Linked DNA regions of Homo sapiens: region 2 is linked to region 1. A link is a contact called in ENCODE POLR2A ChIA-PET data. All regions are on one chromosome and are shown on one strand. The core of a region is the stretch at or near the end of the contact, and the rest is flanking DNA. Distances in the headings are between cores, read along the strand shown. Region 1 has its middle 30 kb from the start of SMIM41-AS1. Region 2 holds the start of PCBP2 (poly(rC) binding protein 2).

Region 1 (4,510 bases), core at 733-3,232:
TCTCCATTTCAGCCTGCTGGGCCTTTAGAGTAGGGCAGGGACTGGGGTGCTCTGGGGGCGGGGCAGGATCGAGGGGTGTGGGGTGAGGGGGAAGATGAGTCCCCTGGGCGTATTGGAACCCATGCCAGGGGCCTGGGTTTGACTCCCTCCCCTAAGGTGCGCATTCCCAGGGCCTGGGGGAGAGGAGTGGGCTTGGGGCTGTGTGCAGTGGGGCCCTGAGCTGGGAAGGCACGGAAGTGCCTGCTCTGACCCATCCCCCACCTCCGCAGGGCAGGCAGGCTGAGGCCTGAGTCTGAATGACCCCCTACAAGTCTTGCCATAAAGCCACTGGTGCTGGGAGGGCGTCTGCTGTTCTTAGTGGGGAACACGTCATGTCCCCAGCCCCTGTCCCTCTGTGTCAGCTCCCAGCCTGGGCGTGCACAGTCGGGTGCAGCAGAGGCTCCTGATGGCTGGACAGGGGGCCAGTGTGGGCGCAGTGTGGGCAGTCTGAGCACAAGTGGGGTTTGTGGGCAGTGTGGATGCTGGGGGGCTTAGCGGAGGGTTACTGGAGACGATAGAGGTGTGCGGTGCTCCTGGGCTATAGAATAGGGAGGAGGATTAGAAAGGGCCTGGGAAGGCAAGGCTTGGAGGGCTGGTTAGGTTTTGGAGCAGTGGTTGGGCTGACAATGGAATTTTGGGCACACAGATGATCTGAGAGGGGTGAGGGTCAGAGCTGGGGTTTAGGATGGGATTGGTTTAGGGCTGGGTTGTGAGGATGGAGTAGGGCTTGAGCACAGAGAAGCAAGTAGAGTTTGGGGCACAGTTCAAATTTGGGGTTAGGGTTGGGATTAGTACCATGTCAGATGAAGGGATGGATTCAGGGCTGAGGGTGAGGGCCATTTGCAGTTAGCACCGGGCACAGCTCGGGGTTGGGTGAGGCTGGGTCAGGGCGAGGGCTTCTGGGGTAGGATCAGGTGCGTGGGGCCTGCTGAGAGTGTCCGAGGATCTGCTCGTTCTGCCCTGTGGTGTCCCTGATGGGCTTTTTCTCCCTTTTTGCAGGGTTGCTCTCAGCTATGGCCTTGGTTGGAGACCCAGCTGGTGGCCAGACCCCACCACCCTTTGGGTTTGGACCAGGGCTCCAGGAGGTGGCATCCTGCAGTGGAGCCCCAGACTCTCCAGGGATGGAGTATCAGCTGAAGCAGGGGCCCCCATTTCACACTGGAAAGGGCCTGGGGTTTGGGGTTCCCCCCTGCCGGGGAATCCAGGGTCCCCACCCCTGCCTGCTGCCTGCCCTCCTGCCTCGGCCTCACTCTGGGTCCTTGTCTGGGAACCTTAGCACCTTCTTTGAGCCGCTGGTGGTGTTGGCGCACTTAGCAGAGCAAGCCCTGGCCCCTTTCCTCACAAACCTCACTCCCAGGTCTAGGCGGGGAGGCTGGGCTGCTCCTCATTGTCTTAAGCAGAGCGGTCACCTGAAGGCCTGGCCGTCTCACCTTGTCATGATTCCTCCACATTTGAGAGTGACGGAGGGGCAGGGAGTCAGGGCTGTGTCCACAGTGTGTCCTCAACCCAGACTGAGCCAGGCCCATGGCTCTCACTGAGGTCCTCTCCTTCTGCCTTGGTTTCCCTCTGAGTCCAGCCCCATGGGGAAGCTGGGCTCCTGGGCCTCAGGCCTGATGCTCCCTGTGCCAGGGCCTGTCCCCTGCTACTGCACTGAGCTGGAGTCGGGGGCCTGGTTGTGGGCTTCTGCTCCTGGTCTCAGCGAGACCTCCAGGCTTCCTTGGGCCCAGCTCCTCATCTCAGCCGGTCGCACCTGGGCAAGTCCAGTCAGTGTGAGGGGCTACTTCGGTTTCCTCACTGTGGCAGGGATTGGGGGAGCTCCTGAGCCCTGGGCTGGGGTGGGTCCGGAGGGGTGGGGGCTCCTGGCTGGGCTGGGTGTGCCTGTATGTGACTCAGGCTGGATGCCCAGGCCCTGAGCTGGCGGCTTTGTTCTCCCACTGGCCGGGTAGGGTGCGTGCTGCAGCCCTGAGTCACCCGGGTGTGGCCGAGCTGCTGGCGGGACACCAGAGCCATACACCGCCACACTCACAGAGATCCACACACTGGAGCTCAGGACACGGCGCCCTGAGAGCGGAGGGCCCCCCTGGTGTGGGTGCCGTCACTGGTGCCTTTCCCTCGGTGGTGCTGTGAGACATTCCCAAGAAGCTCCTTGGTGACTAAGGGCCCTGTGCTCCTGGAGCAAACTCAGCTGTTTGCTGAGAAGGCCTTCCTTCTCTTCGTGGTTACTCCCTGGTTAGGGCCTGGAGGGGGACCTGCAGGCACAGCTGGAGACCCTGAGGGGCACACAGAGCCTTCCCCCGCTGCCTGATAAAGGGCATATGCAGGTGACCATGTGCCATCTGTCCAAACTGTGCACCCACTGGATCCTTGAAACAGTTCTGAGAGGAAGGTGCATTGTTCCCACTTTACAGATGCGGACACCGGGGTTGCTAATAGTTGTCCAGAGTCACCCGACTAGCATGTGTCCCACTGGGACGCTCCTCCTCAGGTGCTCTGTGTGGCCTGGTCCCGGCCCTTCCTCCACTTCAGTCCAGCTCACCACTAGGACCCCCTCGACACCACCCCTCGCTCAGTCAGGCAGGGGCCCACAGGGCCTGGGGCCAGATCTTCCCATGGGGAGTTGTGTCACTGTCCCTCCCAGGCATGGGGCCTGGCGCCCAGGCCCCTCCACTGCCTCTGAGGATGAAGACACAGGGCTCTGCTGGACTCCCTGGAGCGGCCCTGACCTGCTTTCTCTGGGCTAACAGTGGGAGGTCCTGGGGGACCTCCCTACTTGGGGGATCCAGGCCTCACTGCCCCCAGGGACAGCGCAGGAAGTGTGTGCATATCTGTGTGTGTGGGATGGGGCAGGAGAGGCAGCTTGGCTTATACCGGGTGTTGGGGGAAAGCAGTGCAGGTTCGGGGAACCTGGGCCCTGAACTGCATGTGGACAGCCCCCTCCCACAAGGGTGAGGATGGGCACACAGGGGCCCTGCATCCTAGGCCAGGCTTGGGTTCTCGGAGGCCAGCTGGAGCTCGCCTGCTTTTCTCAGGTAGACCAGGGTCTGCTACAGACCCTGCTGCCCCCAGAAAGGCCTAGCCTGGTGCAGTGGGGTGAGCGGGCGGGGTGTGGCCCCAGGAGCTGGCCCCACCCCCTGCACCACCCTGCTTTGTCAGAAGCTGTTTGAGGCAGAGAATAAAGCACCTTATTAGGTAAGAAATGCCTTCTGCCAGGTGGGGAGAGGCCAGGCCCGCCTCTGCCCCCAGGCCTGCCTGCCCCGCCCTGGCAGAACACCAGCTTCTGTGGCATCTCAGTCCTGGCCCGAGCCCAGCAACCCCACACCCCCTCACCCCATGGAGCTCCGGCCGTCCTGCCCCAGACTTGGGTGGGGGCACCTGGCATGGGGAAGCCTGGCCCTCCCACCTGGGAGGCAGAAGAGGCAGCCTCACGAGTGTCAGCTTGGGGGCTGTGTGACCTTGGCCAGGTGACCCCTCCTTCCTAAGCCTGAACTTTCTCTTCTATACAATCAGCGGGTGTGCAAGGGGCCTTGAATTCTCCTGAGGCTTCTTAACCCCATTGGGTGTCCCTCCACTTACAAACACGGGCCCAGGGTGCACCCGTCTCCAAGGGCGTAGTCTCAGCCCCCTTGCTCCAAACCCAGAGCTTGCCTATGGGGCTCCCCATCTCTGTTCCAGGGAAGCAGGGGTCCAGGGCAGGTCAGTCAGTTTTCCAGGCAGGGCAGCCTGCTTGGCTTGGCTAGTTACAGCAATGGGGCCTTGTAGAGACAGGACCTGAGGAAGCTGGCGCTGCCTCCTTAGACCTGTTTCTCTGCCAGAAATGCCTCCATTTCCAGCTGTCAACTAGAAGCCGACCGTCCCCAAAGCCCCCAGGCCAGGCCTTAGGTACAATGTGTTTTGCATCTTCTGTTGCCCGTTGGAACTTGGCTTTGGAGATAAAAGTCCTGACTCCACATTTCCAAAGTGTCTTTTAAGCATTATCCGGTTTGACTCTTATCTACAGGACACTTTGGCAAATGAGGCTTCACAGCATGGCTGGTGCTCTCTGCCCTGGAAAGGACAGTAAAGGAAGGGAGCCTGTCTTGTCTCTGTCGGTCCTGGAAAGATTGGAGCTGGGGGCGTCCTTGGATAATGTCTAGACCAGCCTCCCACTGTGGAGTCCAGATTGGCCTAGAGCCCAGGATCCTGCCCCCTCCTCCTGCCCCCTGTCCTGGCCAGAGGCTGCCTGCTCTCCCTATTCCATGTCTTTCTGGCCCAGCCAGGGGACACAGGGTTGGGGCAGGTTCCAAGCCTCCACCTCATGGAGGATCCCTGCTGTGGGCCTTCCTTCCCTCTGCCTCTGTCCCGTGGAGCCTTCTGGCTTTCCCATTCCTAGCATAGCAATTGCACAGAGGTTTTGCAGGAGGACTGACAAGGCAACTTCTGCTGTGCGAAGAAAACAAGGCAAGACACTTGACCATGGCCGCCATGCACAGCT
Region 2 (4,510 bases), core at 1,241-3,740, 1.3 Mb after region 1:
CCTCGTGATCCATGTGCCTCGGCCTCCCAAAGTGCTGGGATTATAGGCGTGAGCCACCGCGCCCAGCTAATGTTTGAATTTTCTCACTTGTCCCTTAAATGTCTTATGCAGCAACTTTTTTTTTTAAACTAGGAACCAGGCCGGGCACCGTGGCTCACGCCTGTAATCCCAGCGCTTTGGGAGGCTGAGGCAGGCGGATCACGAGGTTAGGAATTTGAGACCAGCCTGGCCAACATGGTGAAACCCCGTCTCTACTAAAAATACAAAAAATTAGCCGGGCGTGGTGGCAGGTGACTGTAATCCCAGCTACTCAGGAGGCTGAGGCAGGAGAATCACTTGAACTCGGGAGGCGGAGGTAGCAGTGAGCTGATACTGCGCCACTGTACTCCAGCCGAGGCAACAGAGTGAGACTCCGTCTCAAAAAAAAAAGAAAAAAAAAGAAACCCAGGATCCAAGCAAAAGCCACACATTATATTTGGTTGTTATTGCCTTAAGCATTTTTAAATTCCTGCTTTTGTTTTATTTACTAACTAAGAGATGGGTCTTGCTCTGTCACCCAGGCTGGAGTGCAGTGGTGCCATCATAACTCACTGCAGCCTTGAATTCCTCGGCTCAAGTGATCCTCTCGCCTTAGCCTCTTGAGTAGCTGGGACTACAGATGCATACTACCATGTTCAACTAATTTTTTTTTTTTTTTTTTGAGACGGTGTTTTGTTCTTGTTGCCCACGCTGGAGTGCAGTGGCGCAGTCTTGGCTTACCGTAAACTCCGCCTCCTGGGCTCAAGTGATTTTTCTGCCTCAGCCTCCCGAGTAGCTGGGATTACAGGCATGCGCCACCACGCCTGGCTAATTTTGCATTTTTAGTAGAGGTGGGGTTTCTCCATGTTGGTCAGGCTGGTCTTGAGCTCCTGACCTCAAGTAATCCGTCCGCCTCGGCCTCCCAAATTACTGGGATTACAGGTGTGAGCCACTGCACCTGGCCAATTTTTTTCTTTTTTTTTTTTCCATTGCTTTTTTGACAAGACCAGCTAGCTGTCTTGTGGAATGTTGTGGGTTTGCAAAATATCTCCTTGTGTTGTATTAAATTTCCTATAAATTGCAAATCAGATCTAATGACTTGATTAGATTAAGATTAAGCACTTTTGGCAAGAATATTTAATAGATGATGTGGTGTACTTGTTGCATTTTTCCAAGGACCACACGGTGCAAAGTTGTCCTACTATGAGTGATGCAGTTTGATCATTTATGTACTTGGGTAAGGTGGTAACTGCTAGATCTCTCCATTTGAAGTTGCTTTTAAAAAATTTGTTATTTTTGCTACTCGGGAGGCTGAGGCAGGAGAATCGCTTGAACCCAGGAGGCTGAGGTTGTGGTGGGCCGAGATTATGCCATTGGACTCCAGCCTGGGCAACAAGAGCAAAACTCCGTCTCAAAAAAAAATTTGTTATTTTTGAGACAGGCTACAGTGCAGTGGCCGTCATCATGGCTCACTGTAGCCTGGACCACTAGGGCTTAAGTGATCCATCCACCTCAGCCTCCTAAATAGCTAGGACCACAGGCATGTGCCACCACGCCAGCTAATATTTGTATTTTTAGTAGAGATGGTATCTTAAACTCCTGAGCTCAAGCGATCTGCCTGCCTCAGCCTCCCAAAGTGTTGGAATTATAGACGTGAGCCACTACCCCTGGCCCATTTGAAGTTACTTAAAAAAAAAATTACATATATATATATATATATATATATATATATATATATATATATATTTGCAAATCTGTGTGGTGATATTTGATATTTGGTGTCATGATAGTATCCCGTTCCCTAACAACCTTTCTCAAAATTTTAATGATTGATACACTTGCCTGAATCAATTATTTCATTCTGGGTTGCAAAATGGTGACTTTTCAACTCTCATTCCTTTTATTTCTTTCATTCCTTCTAGATTTATTACATGGAACTCTTTAAAAAAGAGCTTTCCCTTATCAATTACAGATGAACTATATACAGTTCTTCCTAAAAGGAAAGTTAAATGCTTAATTCTTTCCTTTTAAGAGTAAGGAGTTTATACAATGGTCACCTCTAACGTGGCAAGTTAGTTTTTTTCCTTTTCTTTTTTGAGTATCCCTGTAGATTACTATCTTCATCCTTTCTCTTTCCACCCATCCCTTTTTCCTCCTCTCCACTTCTTGATGCATGGCGACTGCTCCCTCTCCGCACTAACATCTGAACTTTCCAGCCAGTCCACTAGGGGCCACTGGTTTCCTTTCTGCCCCCACGCTCCCTCTCTATCGCAATTCGTCGCTTGCTAGCAGCCGTTGTCTCGCTGGTGCCTACGCTGTCAAAGGAGCCGCTCTAGGCTTTTGGGAGGCCGTCTGCATTGCGTGGGGAAGGCTTGGACGACGCAATCGCCTCGCCGGCCCCCGGGGTGGTTAGCGCTTCCGGGGTCGAAGGGTGCGCGGGGTTGAAAGCAGGCCGCTCCGCCCCGTCCCCCTCCCAGACCAGCAGAGGCAGCAGCCGGAGCAGCCGCAGCCTGCGCCCTCTCCCGCCCGCCCGCCCTCCGCCCGCCCGCCCGCCCTCCGCCGCCCTCCACCCGCCCCGGGGTCTCTTTCCCCCTTCCTCCTCCTCCTCCTCCACCCCCCCTTCCTCCTCCGCCCGCCCGCGGGGCCCCCCTCGCCTTCCCGCCCGCCCCTATTGTTCCGCCCCCGGCCTCCCGCCCTTCCCCTTCCCGCCCGCTCCCCTTTTCCCCTCAGTCGCCTCGCGCCTGCAGGTAAGCCTAAAAATTTCCCTTGCGCCCCCGGCTATGGCTACAATTTCCACTTTTGTCTTCTTCTTAGCCGGCTCGGGTCCTAGTCACGAGCCGCGGTCTCGCGTAGTCCCGCGTGAGCGCCTACCACCTCACTGTGCCAGGCCGGTCATTCACGCGAGGCCCTGGCTCTGGCGCGGCCTAGTAGGCCTCGCGCAAGGCCTATTCCCCCCTCCCCCCGCCTTTTCCCGGTGGCGGCTGCGCAGGAGTCAGGGAGGGCGCGCGCGCGGTAGGGGGGGCGGCGGTGGATTTGTTGGTTGTGGGGGGTTGGGGGAGGCGATGGCCGGCTTGCTGGCCGGGCGGGTGAGCGCGGCTCCCCGCGGGGGTCAGGCGCTGGCGCAGCCACACGGGGAGGCGCTATTAGTCCGGCCCCTCCCCCTGTATCGCAGCGCCCCCCCCCGACCGAACCGTTTATTTTTTCCCCCCTCTTTCTAGTCGAGGGAAGGGGGGGCTTTTTTTCTTAAGTGGAAAATGCTTGGATAACCGAGGGGAGAGGGGGCTGCGGAGTTAAAGAAAGGGTAGACGGGCTCCCAGTTGCCGAGTTAATCAGGACGTTTCTCGGGGTAACGAATTTTTAAATTACAAAATGCCTGCCGATGTAATCCCAGACCGAGCTATTTATGGAAGGGGTATTGGACAGCAGTGTTAGCAGCTGGATTGCTGGAATGGGGTACCTTTATCTTGACCTAGTCAGGAGGGAAATTCGACAAATTTCTTGGATTACTTGGTTTGGAGTTAGAAATGCATCTTTGTACTTTACCTCAAGAAATGGCTTCAAATAGGTTTCCTGTTTTGTTTTTTTTTTTTTTGCCTTTTCGAAGTTGCGTTATTGTGATATTTGTAAAGGGCTTCCTATTACATCTGCAAGAGGGTAAGGAATTAAACTACCAGGTCTTTACCACATCTTATTAAAAAAAGAAAGTCATTCTTACAGACCTAACGCTTCTTCCCCCACCAAGCACTATTTTTCCATGAGTGAAAAGTGTTGAATTCTGGGATTTTGCCAGCAATTAATTGTATTCTGAAAATGGGGAAATGATGTGCTTTGGGGATGCACTTATATAATCACTTACATTCTTGGAGTAGCCAGAGGACAGTTTGCCATATACAGAATGGTGTGACAGACACTTAAGCACCTAAGATATTTAGGGTATGGGCTTTGTGTTAGAGGAAAGTTAACACAGTGGCTGGTTTTGTGAAGGAGGAAATCTAGCTGTGGGAGGAGAGAGATGACATGTTGAGTTTTAAAAGGATGGATACTTAAAATGTCATTGGGGACATTCTACAACTTGGGAGAGGTCCTTTCTAAAGCTGTTACGATTAGGTGCTAAAGGAGGTATTGAAGGCAAAGGCATATCCAAAAAAACAAATTTTCTTTCTACACATAACTAGTTACTCTAAAGCAGAAATGTTAGGAACAATGTTAGGAATTGTTTCATAGGTGGGAAAAGGGCCATCTTGTATAGGAAAGGTGCATTTGCTGCTGTTCTTAAAAACAAAAAATTTTAGCAATGCCAGTTTTATTTTGATTGTTTTCTTTGGAAGGAAATTTAAGATTTAATAGACTTGAAATAAAAACTGGATGGTAAACACAAAAGCAAGGAAAACATCTCAAATCTGAGTAACAAGTTGGGTTGGAAGGAGGAATAGGAGAAAAAGACTCAAGTGTACTTAATGTATCGAGTCATTTTCTAAAGGGGAATATGGAA

What was found. ChIA-PET counts read pairs that join two places held with the same protein, here RNA polymerase II (POLR2A).
Region 2: POLR2A ChIA-PET joins it to region 1 with 15 read pairs in PC-3. The contact joins the promoter of PCBP2 here to the enhancer-like site in region 1. POLR2A ChIA-PET finds 5 or more read pairs at or near these places in 2 of 52 experiments (PC-3 and WTC11).

What each region holds. Positions count from the first base shown.
Region 1 is chr12:52,145,494-52,150,003 of GRCh38, forward strand. No RefSeq gene overlaps it. Among named protein-coding and RNA genes, the nearest start is that of SMIM41-AS1, 30 kb to the left of the region's middle. RefSeq lists enhancers at 1,872-2,166, 4,226-4,510. Within about 2 kb of position 1,983, at least 28 of the 41 ENCODE cell types and tissues checked have a DNase peak (open chromatin) inside an H3K27ac peak, as active enhancers do; they include PC-3, where a contact is called at or near this core.
Region 2 is chr12:53,449,612-53,454,121 of GRCh38, forward strand. PCBP2 (poly(rC) binding protein 2) reads left to right here and starts at 2,491. Exons shown (of 15, transcript NM_031989.5): 1 at 2,491-2,765. RefSeq lists an enhancer at 2,223-2,322 and silencers at 2,503-2,602, 2,823-2,952, 2,973-3,222.